Regions from separate parts of the Homo sapiens genome. Here region 1 is linked to region 2. The links are chromatin loops, found by intact Hi-C in ENCODE. Cell type or tissue: GM12878. All regions are shown on one strand.

The links. A loop is a pair of places that touch in the nucleus more often than their neighbours do. Peaks named below come from ENCODE experiments on the same cell type or tissue, not always from the same donor. Only the 100,000 strongest peaks of a DNase experiment are listed, where the experiment ranks them.
Region 1: it touches region 2 in a loop (2.3-fold over the local background); 3 of 110 quality-filtered maps call a loop at or near these places.

Annotation. Positions count from the first base shown.
Region 1 is chr7:69,734,964-69,742,963 of GRCh38, forward strand. The region is part of intron 1 of AUTS2 (activator of transcription and developmental regulator AUTS2); the gene reads left to right. Among named protein-coding and RNA genes, the nearest start is that of AUTS2, 140 kb to the left of the region's middle. In GM12878, no CTCF peak of the experiment used is centred here; DNase peaks (open chromatin) are centred at 3,568, 4,428 and 5,158; H3K4me3 peaks cover 1,118 bases; H3K27ac peaks cover 1,806 bases.
Region 2 is chr7:69,673,053-69,681,052 of GRCh38, forward strand. All of the region lies in intron 1 of AUTS2 (activator of transcription and developmental regulator AUTS2), which reads left to right. Among named protein-coding and RNA genes, the nearest start is that of AUTS2, 79 kb to the left of the region's middle. In GM12878, a CTCF peak has its summit at 4,183 (motif pointing left); a DNase peak (open chromatin) is centred at 1,995; H3K27ac peaks cover 4,078 bases.

The DNA of each region.
Region 1 (8,000 bases), 62 kb after region 2:
TAATTCAGTAGTTCTGGAATAGGTTGCAGGAATCTGACTCTTAACGATCAAGCACATTTGATATTCAGACAACTCTATTGCATCCTCCAGAAGCTCCAGGATTCTGTATATAATTTGTAGGATATACTTGCCTCTTCTATGTCAAGTCTCTTACCCAGTCTGATTATGTGAGATGTCTTAAACAGAGCGTTTTTTCATAAACCTTTATGTAGGATAATACTACTCCTAAAACACTTTATTACATAGTTTTTGGATTGGTAATGGCAAAAGAATGAGAAAGCACCTGAGGAGGCACCATTGTGAGTGATGAAACTGGGGTATCAGACCTGGTTATGAAAGGAGATGATAACCCTTGTACTGTTTTCAGACAGTTGCAGAGTTATCCTATGAAGGAGGAACCATAATTCTGGTGGCCCTGCAGAGCAGACCGGGGACTGATGAATGGATGCTGTGGGGGCTGAACATAAAGAGAACAGGTTTAACAGAAGGGACCAACATCCTTTGAGAGATACTACTTTTTACCTTCTAATTATTTAACCCATGAAACTATTATTTTCTCCCAAAGACACCTGTTTTTAGACTATCAGTTAATAAAAAGAATGGGGCTACTTAGGTGGAAGCTGGCTGAGGGGCACAAACAGATTAAGCCCCTTTTCTCCCCAGAGCTAGCAAGCAGTACCCTTAGCCAGAAGCCTTGGGCTCCATAGAAGTGGCCACAAACACAACTAGAGTATGGTGAGTTCTGTTCAGTGGAGGTGGCCGCACAGCCCCCTGACAAGGAGTCTTGTGAGCTCCGTAAGGGCTGGCCCTTATCTGATTTGCTGCTGTAGACAGCCAGTGCAGGGGACTAGCACAGAGGGCAGAGCTTAGTGAAATGTCTGTCAATGAAAGCTGTGGAGGACATTTGTATCTCACATTCAGTGCTGAATGAGATTTAAAAGTCCTTTCTAACATAAAAAGTCTGTGATCTCTGCTTCCAAGATTAATTCTTAGGTCTCAGTATGGATGGCCCAAGGATATAAGCTTTGTGTCTGCAGGGACTTTGTTTCCTATAGTGCTGGATTTCCAGTACGTAGACTAGCACCTGACATTAGTGGGCACTCAGTGAATATTTGTTGAATACATGCATTTGTTGAAAAAAGTGAAAATTGTTTAAAGTGGTACTTTGTGAACCTTTTTTTCTCTTTTTTCTGTCATCCTGGAGACTTCTCATTTAACCCCCAGTCTGTCTCGTGATCCATGCCCCATCCTTCCTTCATGCCTCACACCACCTCCTTCTCAATCTATACTTGGCAAAGAGGAATAAAGACGCTAAGGATATTGTGGTAAACCAAAGTCATCTCAGAAACACAGTGAAATTCCCTAGGCATCTGAATTGGGAAACCTATTGGCTGATTTGCTTTGACTTGGGTATTTCCTGTGATTTTCAGCCGGGATGTGCTCCTGTGCTCAGAAGTGAGGATCTGTTGTAGGTTTATGGCCTAGATTAATTGGGATATTTTGTGAAGTCTCTGAAGTGTTATCACTTCATCTTTATCCTTGCCTGCTATTCCTCATGAAAAGCATTTGAATTATTTTAGAGAAGATATAAATTTGCTTGTGTTATCCAGTGTCAGCTTAAAGCTGATTAGCATTTTGCATCACCTTTGCAACTCATAAATCATCCACTTACCCTCTCAGTAAGCAGGCTGTAAGTCAGCATGGAAGCACCTGCTGCAGCTTCTTGTCCTGTGATTTAGAGGACACTCCAGATTCTCTGCAGACCCTTCTGTGGTGTTATTCTCTGGTAAGGCTTCACCTATATGGGAAATGAGTAAAGACTTTTGGTGACTTTTTTTTCCCTAGGGAGTTCTTAAGGGTTACCCTGGACGAGAGACTTCTCAGAAATATAGTCTTTAATAAACCTGGTCCAGGCACAGGTTTGGTTCATTTGGCATATTTGTTGTTTTAAAAATTTTGGAGGTACTTTTCAACATTTAAAGTCCAGGACATTTCACATTTAAAAAAATCCAGATTTAGGGTTATTCCGGGAAAATCAGAACACCTGGCAGTGTCAGGCCATGCTGCATGCCTGGCTTCATTTGTTATTGAGAGCAGGAGTGCTCTAGGAAAGGGGTACAGATTTTCCATTTTGCTGTAGACTCTACCCCTCTCAGTTTTTCCATGGGAGTCAACTTTACTCAAAGTCCTGCACTGTAGATGCTTGAATTGGTGACATCCTTCTATGTTGTGCGAGTGTATAGATTGTTTTTTTTGTTTCTTTTTTGAGTAATATCAACCATTTAACTCAATTGAATAATAACAAGAGGCTAACATTTATCAAATGCTATTAATGTACCAAGTACTGTGCTAAGTGCTTGTAATATGTTTGTTTATATATTCTTTACAATTATCCTAATTGTATAGATGAGGAAGAAATTGAGGCAAAGAGAGGTTAGATAACTTGCTCAAGGCCACCTAGCTAGTAAAAGTCGGGCAGAGTCACTGTGGTGTCCTCAGAAGCAAGTCCCTGCTTGGGCTAGCATTTTTGCCTAGTCCGGGTTATCTCCAGAACCTGGTCTGCTCCTCATTCCCATATCCCATTAGGAACAGTGGGCATCAGTTGCAAAAGTAGATGACAGTAACACACTCCCTAAGTCCCCAGTCTGCTCCTGGGAGGAGCAGCCTGCCTTGTTCATGGCAGTCATAGCCACAGGGGGATGTTTGAAAGACAGCCCCTTATACAGTGTCTATTGATTTTCTTCACCCTCTTGTTTTGCTCATCCATCCTGTTGTTCTAGGATGCTTATTTGTCATGCATAAAAGCCTTGTTACAGTGAACCCAAACAAGTCATTGACATTTAAAATTAAATTGCAACAGGTATTGTCAATAGCTAAACTGCTCATTGACAGTGCATTGCTAATTGCATTGAGAGAACATCCTAACTGGGTATATTCTGCCAAATCAAATCGGAAACATTGGCTGTCTACCAGCAAATTCATTTTGACTTGCACAGAGTTTGGGGATCCACAGATCCCTCACCAATCTCAAAATACTGTGTTTATGGAAACGCTAATTATTATTTTTTTTTTTGCTGAGGTTCTTTGCAGAGAAGGGGAATTCTGATCATCTTCACTGACTGCTAAGCCAGGAGTCAGAAACTGTGCCTTTGGAAGGGAGAGAACTACAGATTTGGGGTGGAGTAAAGTTCAATGCAAGGGGGTCATTTGGGGAGGTGGGCCATCAGGTTCTTTATCTGTAAATCTAAGCCATATCCTTGGATCCATTTTTTTTTTCCTTCTCTCCTTTTTCATCCCCTTCTCTCTCTTCTATAGGTACATGGGAGGGGGACAAGGGTGGAGACACTTAATTTTTATTAAGCACTGTTCGTGGTATTTTATGTGAATTAATTTGTTTACTTCCCACAATGACCCTGGGGAGCAGATATGCTATCAGGTAAAAAAACTAAGGCACAGAGAGGGTAAAACTCTTCGAAAGAGTCTTGTGGTTAGTCAGCTTCTGTGAGAGTGAGAGTGGGCTGCCCTGAGGCCATCTGTTCCCTCTCCCCAGCTGATATTTTTGTGCTCTCAGGGTAAACATTTAAGCCTGTGAGTTAAACTCAGCCTTGGACTAGCTGAGTTCCTCTGGAGGCCTTGCAAGTAGCAGTTTGGTTGGCAGGGCAATTAAGTATGCTAGGTGCACTGTGCTGAACCCCAGGAGGGAGGGAAGGAATGGAATCTAGTCTTTGCTTGCGTTATACATGCTTATTGGTTTGTGGCAGGCGTGATTGATGCCAGAATCAAAATGACTTAAAGCAGCTTCCCTTGAGAAGCACTACTCTAACGGTTTTTTTTCCTCTTTGTTGCCCTAGGTCCCTTGTGAATAGGATTTAGCTCTGATTCAGCTGCTGCTGTTCTTTTGGTAATCAGTGTGGAGGAAGGAGATGAGGGCTGCTATTAATGGCTTCTTATTTTGCATTCTCCTAATCAGATATCCTGCAGTTATTAGTGTGAATGCAAGATGTTCGGTGGTGTCCCTGGGTGGTTTTCTTAGGTGTACTGGACTGTTAGCTTTCTAAGATGGAATGTTTTATTAGGTTCTGGCCTAGGGGGTTGGTTAGATGGGTGGAGGTTGTTAAAAAGCACTAAAGAAAAGGAATAGGATATAAAACCAATCTTCAGGGGGTGGGAATAACAACCCACCACCTTCACTTCCCTCCCCTCCTGCCCTGAAAACCTTATCTTGCTAATACCCTTCAGATATTAAAAGTGAAATAACAGAGCTATTTACTAGGCAGCTAAATGCAAATTCTCTCCCCCATTAGTTTTAATTAGGATGAAATCATACATTTAAATAACCACTTCTATTACTAATAACTGAACTTCTGATTCACTCTGAACCCAGGCAAATGCCTCTTCTGGTATGAATGGCCCACCTCTGAGTCATTCCGCACCTGCATATTGACACAGCCAGGCTCCTGATGTGGGTACACACATCTGGGATTTAAGGGCATGACTGGCATGTTGAATCTTGGGTATAAAGCTTTCTGCACTATACCCTGGGGACAAACAGGATAGCTCAACTGGAGAATAAAGAGCTTGCAAGCTCAAAAGAAAACAACAACCAAAAATACCTCAACCAAATTCTGCTCTTGCTTCTATCCTACTGTTTCTTTAGGTGTTTAAAGGGCTGTAGTTTTAAAAATCTCCCACCCACCTCATCTTTTTAAGTAAATGTCACAACAGTACTATGTCAATACAGTTGAAAATAAGTATTTGAGTTGAAAGAATTGGCTCTTTGAGGCTTTAACTATCAGATTTGTGCTAATTCTTTACTGTTTCCTTGACATAGTATATGCAGTCTGTGCTAAGAGAGTATGGATGTTGTCGTCGGTGTATAGAATGGTGGCTGTTGTAAACTTCTGTATGTTGGGGAAGGATTGAACCTGCTGTCTGGAGAATTAGAAACCAGCAGCTTGACTTAAATCCCTCAGTGTCACAACCAGCTAATGAAGGAGAGGACTGCTAAACTCCCAGTGGTCTTTGTGGCTACGAGGACTTACTCAAGTTTGAGACTATCTTTAGTGGGCCAATGACGTAGGAACACAATCAGCAGAGGACATGTAGTTTACAGCAGCCTGTAATGTGCCAGAGACATGACTAGCTGCCTCTTTGGCCCTGGGGAAGTGTGTCTGGCCCTGCTTGCATCCTCTGTGAGTGGGAATTGTGCCAGACACCAGCTAGACATGACCAGCTGCTTCTTCGATGTTCTGTGGACATGATTGGCTGTAGCTTTTGATCAGGACAGTGTTCCTAATGAAGTGTGACCAGCGTCATTTAGACAGGAAAGAATGACAGCTGATGTGCAAGAATTTTTCTTGATTGGCAGCATTTGGAACTAGTAACCAGAGAAGGTAGGTGGGGGGAGGAGAAGCCAGCTCTGATTGACAAGAGCTTATCTTTATTTAATCTACTTCTGAGGCACTGAAGTTGAAATCTTAGGCAAGTGAAAGAAAGGAAGACACAATTGTGAAACATAATTAAAGATTCTTGACAAAAACATACTTAAATCAGAAATGTCTTTTTTTTTTCTTTTTTGAGATGGAGGTTTGCTCTTGTTGCCCAGGCTGGAGTGCAATGGTGTGATCTTGGCTCACTGCAACCTCCACCTCCCGGGTTCAAGGAATTCTCCTGCCTCAGCCTCCCAAGGAGCTGGGATTACAGGCGCCTGCCACCATGCCTGGCTAATTTTTTTGTATTTTTAATAGAGACGGACTTTCACCATGTTAGGCTGGTCTCAAACCCCTGACCTTAGGTAATCTGCCCGCCTCGGCCTCCCAAGGTGCTGGGATTATAGGCATGAGCCACTGCGCCCGGCCAGAAATGTCTTTCAATAGGAGAGCAATGCAGAGTTTAGGTGTGAGGTTATCACTGCTCCTTCGGCTATGAGAAAGAGCTTTTGCCCAGGGATTGTTAATTTTTAGGCAAAATTTAAAGTGGCGATGGGCTTGGATAGTTCTAGCAATAAAAAAAGTTCTGCTTCTAGTTACCATCTTGTTGACTTTCCAACCTACTTGGAAAGATTTCCTTTGGAGAGGCCAAAAACAAGTGCTGTGTATGGAGTGTGGCCTGTGGTGGTAATTTCTCATCAACTCTTGATCCACTGAGGATTTAAATCTTAAGTCTTCATGTGCTTTGAGAAAAGATGACAAGCGGAAATAGTATGTTTGTTTCCTAAGGACACACATGTGATTTCTGAGAGCTGATTGTATGCAATGTGGTGGTATTCTTTTGCAAATAGGCTTGGGAACTTGGCATCCTGGATTCGAATCTGGGCACCACCATTTTCCAGCTCATTCCTTCTTATTCAACTCCACCCCACCTCGAACCCCGATTTGGTTTTAAAGATTCACATACTATTGTTTTAGTAATTACCCTTGAAATAAAGTCACATATACTTTTAAGTCTAAAGTTAATCCAGGACAGGTGCGGTGGCTCACACCCATAATCCCAGTACTTTGGGAGGCCAAGTTGGGCGGATTGCTTGAGCCCAGGAGTTCGAGACCAGCCTGGGCAATGTGGCGAAACCCTGCCTCTACTAAAAATAAAAAAATTAGCTGGGTGTGGTGGCATGCACCTGTATTCCTAGCTACTTGGGAGGCTGAGGCAGGAGGATGGATTGAGCCTGGAAGGCAGAGGTTGCAGTGAGCCATGATGGCACCACTGTACTCCAGCCTGAGCAGCAGAGCAAAACCCTGTCTTAAAAAAAAAAAAAAATCCATAGCCTAACCACCTTGGATAATACAAGTGACTACCCTATATCTGATCATACTGCCACCCCAACCTAAATCCAGTATTTGTTTTGCCTTTTTTTTTTTTGAGACAGGGCCTCCCTCTGTCACTCAGGTTGAAGTTCAGTGGTGCGATATTGGCTCACTGCAGCCTCAACTTCACAGGCTTAAGTGATCCTCCCCACTTAGCCTCCTAAGTATTAGGCATGAAGCACCACGCTTGGCTAATTTAAAAAATTTCTATTTTTGTAGAGACAGGGTCTCCCTATGTTGCCCAGGCTGGTGTTGAATTCCTGGGCTAAAGTGATCCTTTCCACCTCAGCCTCTGAAAGTGCTGGGATTATAGGCATAAGCCACTGGTGCCCAGCCTATTTTACCTTTTTTTTTTTTTTTTTTTGAGGGGGGAGGGCAGATGGTCTTTTAGATTTACCTATGTATTTGACAATTTGTTTGTTCATATTTCTTTCTTGTGTCTCAGACCTTCCTTCAGGTTTGACTTTTCTTTAGAATTTCCTTGAGCGAGTGCCTATTGGTAGTAAATGCTCTTTTTTGTTTATCATAGATGTCTTTCTTTTGCCCTTCATCTCAAAAGGTAGTTAGCTGGATACACAGTTCTAGGGGGAAAGATTTTCTTCTCTTTGAGTCTTGTAGGTTTGTTGTGAAGATTACCTGGGTTCATATCTAAAGCCCTTAGCACTATGCTTGGCATGTTTGCTCTGTAAATAACAGTGGCTGTTACATTCTCAGAAAAATACTGGAACAGTTGGAGGCAATGCAGGCTTGGTTGGGATGTCCATACTTTGACTAACTTTTTACATTATTTTCTTAAAACTTTGATTTCATTGAGATTGGGGTGGGAGTACATTTAAGCATCAAAACTAACTTTGAAGATAGATTTGATTGAACTGTGAGTTCTATCACTCGCTAGTTGTATATACCTTTGGTAGATTATCTTACCTGTCCTAAGAATCAGTTTCTTCATCTATACAGTGATCATTGTAATACTTCCTATTTCTCTGAGTTGCTGGGAAGGTTGCATGAGAACACATTTAAAGCTCTTCTCCAAGCCTCACATAGTAGGTGGCTAGTTGTGGTAATTATTTGTTGCCTGTAAACCACTTTTATGACTTTTATGTAGAGATGTTACCAACTTGTCTTTTTTATTGTTGTTGTTCTAGCTATTCTGTTTTTATTTGCTCTTCCCCAGATCCACAGAAAAGATGGGGTATC
Region 2 (8,000 bases):
TCAAATCATGGTAAATGCTTTCATTAGATAATTTAGCTTATGCCCTTTTTCCTACTTTTATGTTTCCCTGTTGTTACTAGCCCTAGATACTTAAAAAAATTTTTTTTGGAAAGGACTGTGTGTTTTTAGATATGGGGATTGTATTCTGTGCTTTAGTGGGGCACAGAAGGAGACTGTCTGGTTAAGGCAAGAGATTGTGGTGCTAAAAAAGGAAATTTGGCAGGCCTGTTCCTGGTACTTTTAGTAAGTAAAGAAAGAGAATGACAGGCTGGCTGGGGATTGTATTAAAGGGAGCCCTGATCCTCATATGACCTTATTCCCTGAACCTAGAAAGATGGTCTGCCTATGTGGCAGTTATTCTATGGCGCTAAAGACAGTTTTGTTCTGCTTTCTGCCATGTATATTTAGGGGCCTAACGGAGAGATAGAAACCTGTTAAGGAATAATCATGGATGTTCAGGCCTATTGCTTCCTTCACTTATCCAGAAGCCAGCCTCACCAATGTCCATGGGCAAGTTTGTGTTCACACAAGTTGCTTGTAACAAGAGGGAAGATTCTCATTAAGAAGTTGGCCCTAAAATCAGGATAGAATCAGGCTATATTTGTGTTTCTGTCAATAGTCTGAATTCCTTATTGGTAGAAAGGTCTTATAATTATGGGGTAACTTTGCCAACTAATAGTACTGGGGTTTGATGTGGGTTACTTACATCAGAAGTCACATCAACTTTTTGACATTAGTTTCTATTCCACCATGTGCTCCAGGGAAAAGGAGATTGATGTGGACTATTAAGCCAAAAATGAGAATCTGTTATTGAAACCCAGAAGTCTGAAATAAGGGTTTAGTGATTGTTTTGTTTAGACACAAACTTTTCTTCATAGATGCTTTAACTTCCTAAGTGAGTTTATATATTTTTCTAAATATGTAATCTTTTAAAAATATTGCAAATATTTAATTTATGTATTTGCCATTTAACAGGTAAAACAGCACCAGGAAGTCTTGCTCCTGTTTTGCAAAGGCACATTTAGAGAGTGACAGAGGTTTCCCACTGTGTCTGGGACAAGCCTCCCAGTGTGTCTGGGACAAGCCTGAAAAGAGTGCCATTTTGTCTCCCTGACCATTTCACTGATTCTGTACTTGTTGTTTATGAAACTTCATTATGTAACAGACAAAAAAGCAATTTCATGAGCAATTCCTGGAATAGGCAAGTGGACAAAAATTTCTCAGGTACCTTCTCTGGAGGCTGTTTGTCTTCCATTCTGGCTGCCTCTCTTGAGAACTGGAGTGGCATAGTGGTTAAGACCAGGGGCTCTGGAGACTGCCTGGATCTGGGTGCTGGTCTGACTCTTGAGCTGTGGGACCTTAACTTCTCTGTGCTTACTGTCCTTACCTGTGAGATGGAGATGATTGGAGTCTCCACCATGTCAATGTATCAACACTTCTAAATTATTTAGAGCAGTGCCTGAGACATTGTAAACACTTAATATATGTTGGTTGTTATTGTAATTTTAATAATAATAGCTATTAAATTATTATTCTATGGCTGTCATGCCTGAGAGTTCATCACAGGGGCATGGGTGGGTGGGTAGGGAATAAGGGCTGAGAATCTAATCAGTTATTTTTAATTTATTGGGCAAAAATGAATCAAATAACCGTGGCAGGCATAATGAAATTGAGGTATTCAGTGTGTGGTGAGGATGAACTGTTTTATCACAGTTCCTCTGGTGTGGCCTGTGTGCTTTGATTGCAGGTCAGATGGCTAGGGAAAAGAGTAGTCAAGCTGAATGCTCTGTGGTGAGGCTGTGAGAGGGACAAGAAACGTGGGTCAGGACAGAAGGCGTACTGCAGGAACAGATTCCGAAGTGTGTGCACAGCATCCTATAATTTGGGCTCCTGTGTATTTTCTTTAGTTGGTTGCATTTGTTAATATGTTAGTCTGGTGTCTTTAACCCTGTGACTGACAGTTGACAATGGTGTAGCTCTTTAAAAGAGGTGAAACTGGTCTGACCACAGTTTACCCTTGATAGTGCTTTCACTTTGGCAACAAGACAGAGGGAGAAAGTCCCTGCTTCTCTGCTCTGGGAATCTTACCAAATCAATAAGGAGTCTCTGGTAGCACTAACCTCTTTTAAATAGCCTAAGTGTGAGATCCTGACCTTTTTTTCTGTATGTGGCCTACTTCCTTGATGAGAAGCTGGCTTTTATATTAGAACTTTTTTAGACGTACATGAAACTTGAATCTTGCTATTTGTTTCCATTGTTGCTTTTAAAAAATAATTTTACAAATTTATTCTAATAATATACTAACGTATTTTGTCTCCAGGACTAGTGAAACTTTTTAAGATTTTTAACAGATTCATCTAGACACCTAAATCTCTCTAGGACTTGATCCTTCTCCACCCAGCAGAATACTGTACTGTGCTGTGATCATTTCTCAGGGTGGTTTTGGCTGAGGGTTTTTTTTTTTTTTTTTTTTTGAGATGGAGTCTTGCTCTGTATCCCAGGCTGGAGTGCAGTGGTGTGGTCTCATCTCTGCAACCTCTGCCTCCCGGGTTCAAGACATTCACCTGCCTTAGCCTCCCAAGAAACTGGGATTACAGGTGTGCGCCACCACACCTGGCTAATTTTTGTATTTTTAGTGGAGACGGGGTTTCTCTATGCTGGCCAGGTTGGTCTCGAACTCCTGACCTCAGGTGGTCCTCCTGTCTTGGCCTCCCACAGTGCTGGGATTACAGGTGTGAGCCACTGTGTCCGGCCTTGGCTGAGGTTTGACTCTTTGCACCCACAGTCCCATGATGTGTGTACTTGTATGTATATATATTCACATCTGAGGACTGACATCATTTCGCAGACCGGGAAACTAAGTGTGAGGAGTACATTTTAAAATAATTTTTACATTATATATTGGCAGATCATCCATGTGCTTGTAGAAGGTATTATATTGGTAAGCTGCAGGTAGACAGGAAGACTGAAAGAGAAGGTAGAACCTGCTTGGATCCCAGTCTGTGCATACCTAAGGAGTTGAGTTGGCAATTCCTGAACCAAAGGTTCTGGTGTTCAGAAATATCTCCAGTTATTCAGAAGGATGGCATGACATTCTAAAAATAAGAAATTATTTGTAGTCACATCAGTGTGTAATATACCTTACAGAATATTAGAAGGGAGATGAAGCATTTGGGGATTCAAAGGAACTAGTTGTAGACCCTTAGGTATGGCCCTGAGACTACCTAGGGTGGCTTTTGTAGCAATCTAAACCTGTATCCTGGGATGTTAGCATCTCTGAACAAACCTTTTCTCTCCCCTCCATTGAGATCACTTTCTTTAAAGTCTTTATGCATTTAGAGAGTTGCTGAGGCAAGGCCATGTCCTGGTTTGCTCTTTTTAAAATGCAGATGTTTCTAGAAATGACTATAAACTGAGTCCTGAGCCACCTCTTGTAACTTTTCAGGTCTTGGTCTGGGGGAAGATAAAGAAATGGAGGTCTTATGCTTCACAATTTGGTTTAAGTCAACTATGGCAAGGTATCTTGACTTAAATAAGTGTGACTTAAGTAAGTCTGACAATTTAAATATTAGAATGGTAAGACATTTTTGTGCCTCTATAGCCATATGTCCATCTTGGGGAGGAAAAACTGAAAATAAACGATGATTACTTTTCAGTATTCTGTGGAAATCTTACTTCTCTTTTTAGTTAATTTTTCAGTGGATAGGCTCCCTACCTGCCAGCCCTAAATTCTTATTTATTCCTGAAACTCTGGTTTTTTTCTTTTTTCTTTTTTTTTTTTAAAGTATTCTGAAACTGTTTTCTGACCATGCTTCATATATTGAAGTAGATTTTTTTCACAGAAGGGTAAAGGAAGTGCATTATGTTTCATATGTAGATGCTTTTCAAGAACACACAGCTTCTCATCATTCATTTTAACAGTGGACAATTTTGGTGCCTGTTTATGGAGATTCCTTGGGAATTATCAGCTGATAGAAAATTTCTGAAGAGAGATAGAAAATCTAATCTATTTGGATGTCTTGTTAAATGGAGCTTTTTGAGTATAAGGGTTTCTGAAGAAATATAGGCTGTCAGAGCTGATAGAGTTTAGAGAGTCTCTGTGTACCATTCTTTATAAATAAAGACAGCCAAAAGCCCAGAGAAGTGAGGTGCTTGATGTTAAGATTTAGTTAGTGGCCCCCTACTGGTCTCTGAGCTGCCCATCACTCTACCTTGACTAATAGTGATAACTGATGTTTCTGGCAACAAATCCAAGGTACAAGTTTTCCAGGGTCTTCAAAGGAAAGCTACATTATATTAAAGTTCATGCTGAATATCTTTTATTGTGTTCTGATAGTTTGAAAATTGGTTATTTTTGTACTGTTGTAAAACTATAGTGCTTAACTGGAAACCCCAGCATTAACCCAGCCTTTGCCAGCGTTTCCCTTCTATAGGATGAGAAAGTTGTTGAAGAGTGAGGAAAAAAGATGGTATCTTGTCCTTAACAAAAGGTCTACGTGGATGAAAGGAGAAACTGACACTTATTGTTAGGGAAATGGTAATGCTTACATGATGATCTAATCTGGGTTTGAGTTTCGTTTTTGAAGTCACCAGTTTTTATTTTGGTGTTTTTCAGATATTCTTATAGCCTTCCTGGGGAGATTTATTTTTTGGAGACATCGCTCACATTGTTTACTCCTCTAGGTTAAATGTACTAGGCCATCTGTTGTTAATTTTGTAGTTGTATTAAATTCCATCCTTTGGCTGGATTTTAAGCACCAAAAGCAAACTTAGACAGAAGCAGGAGCATTTGCAAATTACATAGCTTTGAGCCTAAATGGTGGTTTTTATAAGTGCAGTTTTCAAATGGGCTGAGATTCTATTTTGAGTTTTGGGATCAGTAATTTAAACACAGGGACCTCTACGAGTTCTCTGGAAAAGCCCATTTTGAGACCCTGAACAGTTGTTATGCCAAAGCAAGCTCTTGGGGTAAGGTTGGCAGTGATGCTGCTGATAAATTACTTTTAAGATGCTTGGGGCTGAAGGACAATGATTTTGTAATAGTGTTTTAAGTTCTCAGGCTGACCTATGAAATCTGGAAGTGCTCATCTGAAAGGCCAGTATTCTTTCTGACAGGCACAGGAAAAACTCGTCCCCTGCTTGATCCTCATGCAAGCATTTCTTGGAGGAAGCCAGGCCTGTGGGTCTTGGGGGCCAGAACAGAGACACTGAGAGCAACACTACTGGCATTTTGAATTTCTGCTGAGGCTGCAAAAACATTTCAAGGGAAATCTGAAGTTATCCCTTCACTGTCTACAGCCTCTTGAATTGACTTCTGGGTGTTACAGATGGGACCAGCGTGTGTAAAAGCAGAATTTATATTCTATTTGGATATCAGAATCAAGTTTCTCTTTTTAAAATAATTTTATGGTAAGTCGTGGTTTCTCTGATATGATTTCTGTTGTGAGCGGAACAAAAATCATGGCGAAATGGTGTTATTACTTAACCAAATTGCCTCGTGTACAGACAGGCTGAACTGGTGCTTTGCCTAGAGTTGGCCTGGAGTTTTCAGAAACTCAATTGTGGCCTTTATAAGGCTGTGCCTGGGGTTGTATTTCCAATCTCTCTCAACTTTTGTTCTTGTGGAAGGGAGGAAGTAGAGCTGTGACAGATATATTGCCAGATAGCACACAATAGCACACAAAACGAGAAAGACACGGCGTGAGCCATTCATGGAGACAGATTTACGCTCTGTGCTGCCCTCAAACCATAGATCCATCTATTTCAGAGAAACAACTTGCCCACTGTATTATATTTCAGACAGGGACATGGCTTAGAAGAGAGATGCTGACTCCTTCTGTTTAGCTTTTGCCGATAATGCTGCACGTTTTGCTGTAGAATTACTTTTGTGGGGATGGGAAAGTATGTTTGGCAAAGGAAGGCCTGTCTCTAGATTGGAAGTGGAAGAAGGGAGATATCAGGAGAGTAATTGGCCATGCTGTCGCCATAGTGAAGTATATGTGTATATTTTTGCTGGGTTTTGTTTCCAGCCAACTATATTATCAGGTGTTGGATTTTTTAAACTTACTTCACAATAAGAAAAACAAAGCTAGAGAGATTGTGACTGGCCAAGGCCAGAATGTTTGGCATTCGTAGTTTCTCTTTAGTTCTCTCTGTAGGACCATTTCCTGGAGTTACAGAAGAATTGACCAGTGTGTCAGTGTCTTTCATGTACATTAATGGGCGATAGTATTGGTAGTGGTTAATATAATAGCATGGGTTCTGGAACCAGTCTGCCAGGATTTACATTCAGGCTCAACAATGCCTTAGCTACATGCCTCAGTTATCTTACCTATAAAATGGGGATTCCAGGTCTTACCTTATAAGGCAGCTCTGAGAATTGTTTAGTTAATATTGAGGCAGTTATAACTAAGTGTTCAGTAAACTTAGCTATTGCATTTTAAAATTTGTGTTGATTTTATGGAAATAAATGATGATGTGTGATACCTGGTAGATTGTTCGGCAGACATTTCAAATGTAAAAAAATAACTCTGTCTGCATTGAAATCTTTCTAGATTGATAGTTTTAAATAATGAAAAAAATACTTCTGGGAATGATCTACATTTGGAAGAAATCAGGAAAGAGAAGACTGTGTGTACTTTTGCATTTCTATGTTTTGGGCTTGTAAGATATGTGATTGTATATTTCATGTCAGTAATAATTTATTTTGGGGAGTAGAAGCAAATGTCAGTTACATACATCATCTATGGAATAGATTTTTAGTTTTATTTATTTTAACTGGATGAAATGGTTGAGTGTTGCCTTACTTGGTTGAATTTAGACATTTGAGAAAATTTTTTTTTAACTTTTGTGACACACAAGGACCTTTGAATGAAATCAGTCCCCTTTTCTTCCTTTAAAAAAACTTATAAGAATTACCATTTCTTGACTAAACAGTTGTTTTCTTTTAACATTATATACTTGTCTCTACATAGATACTACATTTTTTAGTTAGATGTGTTTTGGAAGAGCATTGACTTTTTTTCCTGTTACATTGGAAAAATTTAATGGCACGTGTATGTTATTCTTATCATGAAGTGGGTTTAGGCATGCTGCCTTATACTAAATAGAAATCCTATAGTAGTTGTTTTTCAGAAGTAATCCATTGATTCAAGTCATTCATTGATTCATTTATGAATACTTAAGTATGGTTACATAGGTAGGGATTGTCAGAATTGGCTTTTGAGCATTTTGTTTAGCAGTTATAATCCAGGTGGCAAATATACTGTCTGATTCAATTACTTGCATGAAATCACTTTAAACAGCTACTTAAGATGAGTTGTCCCTAGGCCTGTCTTTATCTACTTATTGTGCATGTGTGCTAGCATACACGCATTATCATTGTTGTTTTTTATTGTGTTAAAAAAATATTACAAAGTGTACCATCTTAACCATTTTAAAGTGTAGATACTTCAGTAGTGTTAAGTATAGTCATTTCATTGTGAAACAGAGCTCCAGAAATTTTTCATCTTGTGAATATGAAACTCTATACCCCTTAAACAACAACTCCCCTCCCTTGTTCCCTCCAGCCCCTGGTAAGCACCATTCTCATTTCTCTTTCTATGAATCTGAGTATTTTATTTTATTTTTTATTTTTTGAGACGGGCTCTCTGTGTTGCTCAGGCTGGAGTGCAGTGGTATGGTTTCGGCTCACTGCAGCATCCATCCCCCAGGTTCAAGTGATTCTCCTGCCTCACCCTCCTGAGTAGCTGGGATTACGGGCTCGCGCCACCATACCCAGCTAATTTTTGTATTTTTAGTAGAGACAGGGTTTCACCATATTGGCCAGGCTGGCCTTGAACTCCTGACCTCAAGTAATCCGCCAGCCTCAGCCTCCCAAAGTGCTGGGATTACAGGCATGAACCACCACACCCAGCTGAATTTGAGTATTTTAGATACCTCATCTAAATGGAATTACATAGTATTTGTCTTTTTGTGACTGACTTATTTCACTTAGCACA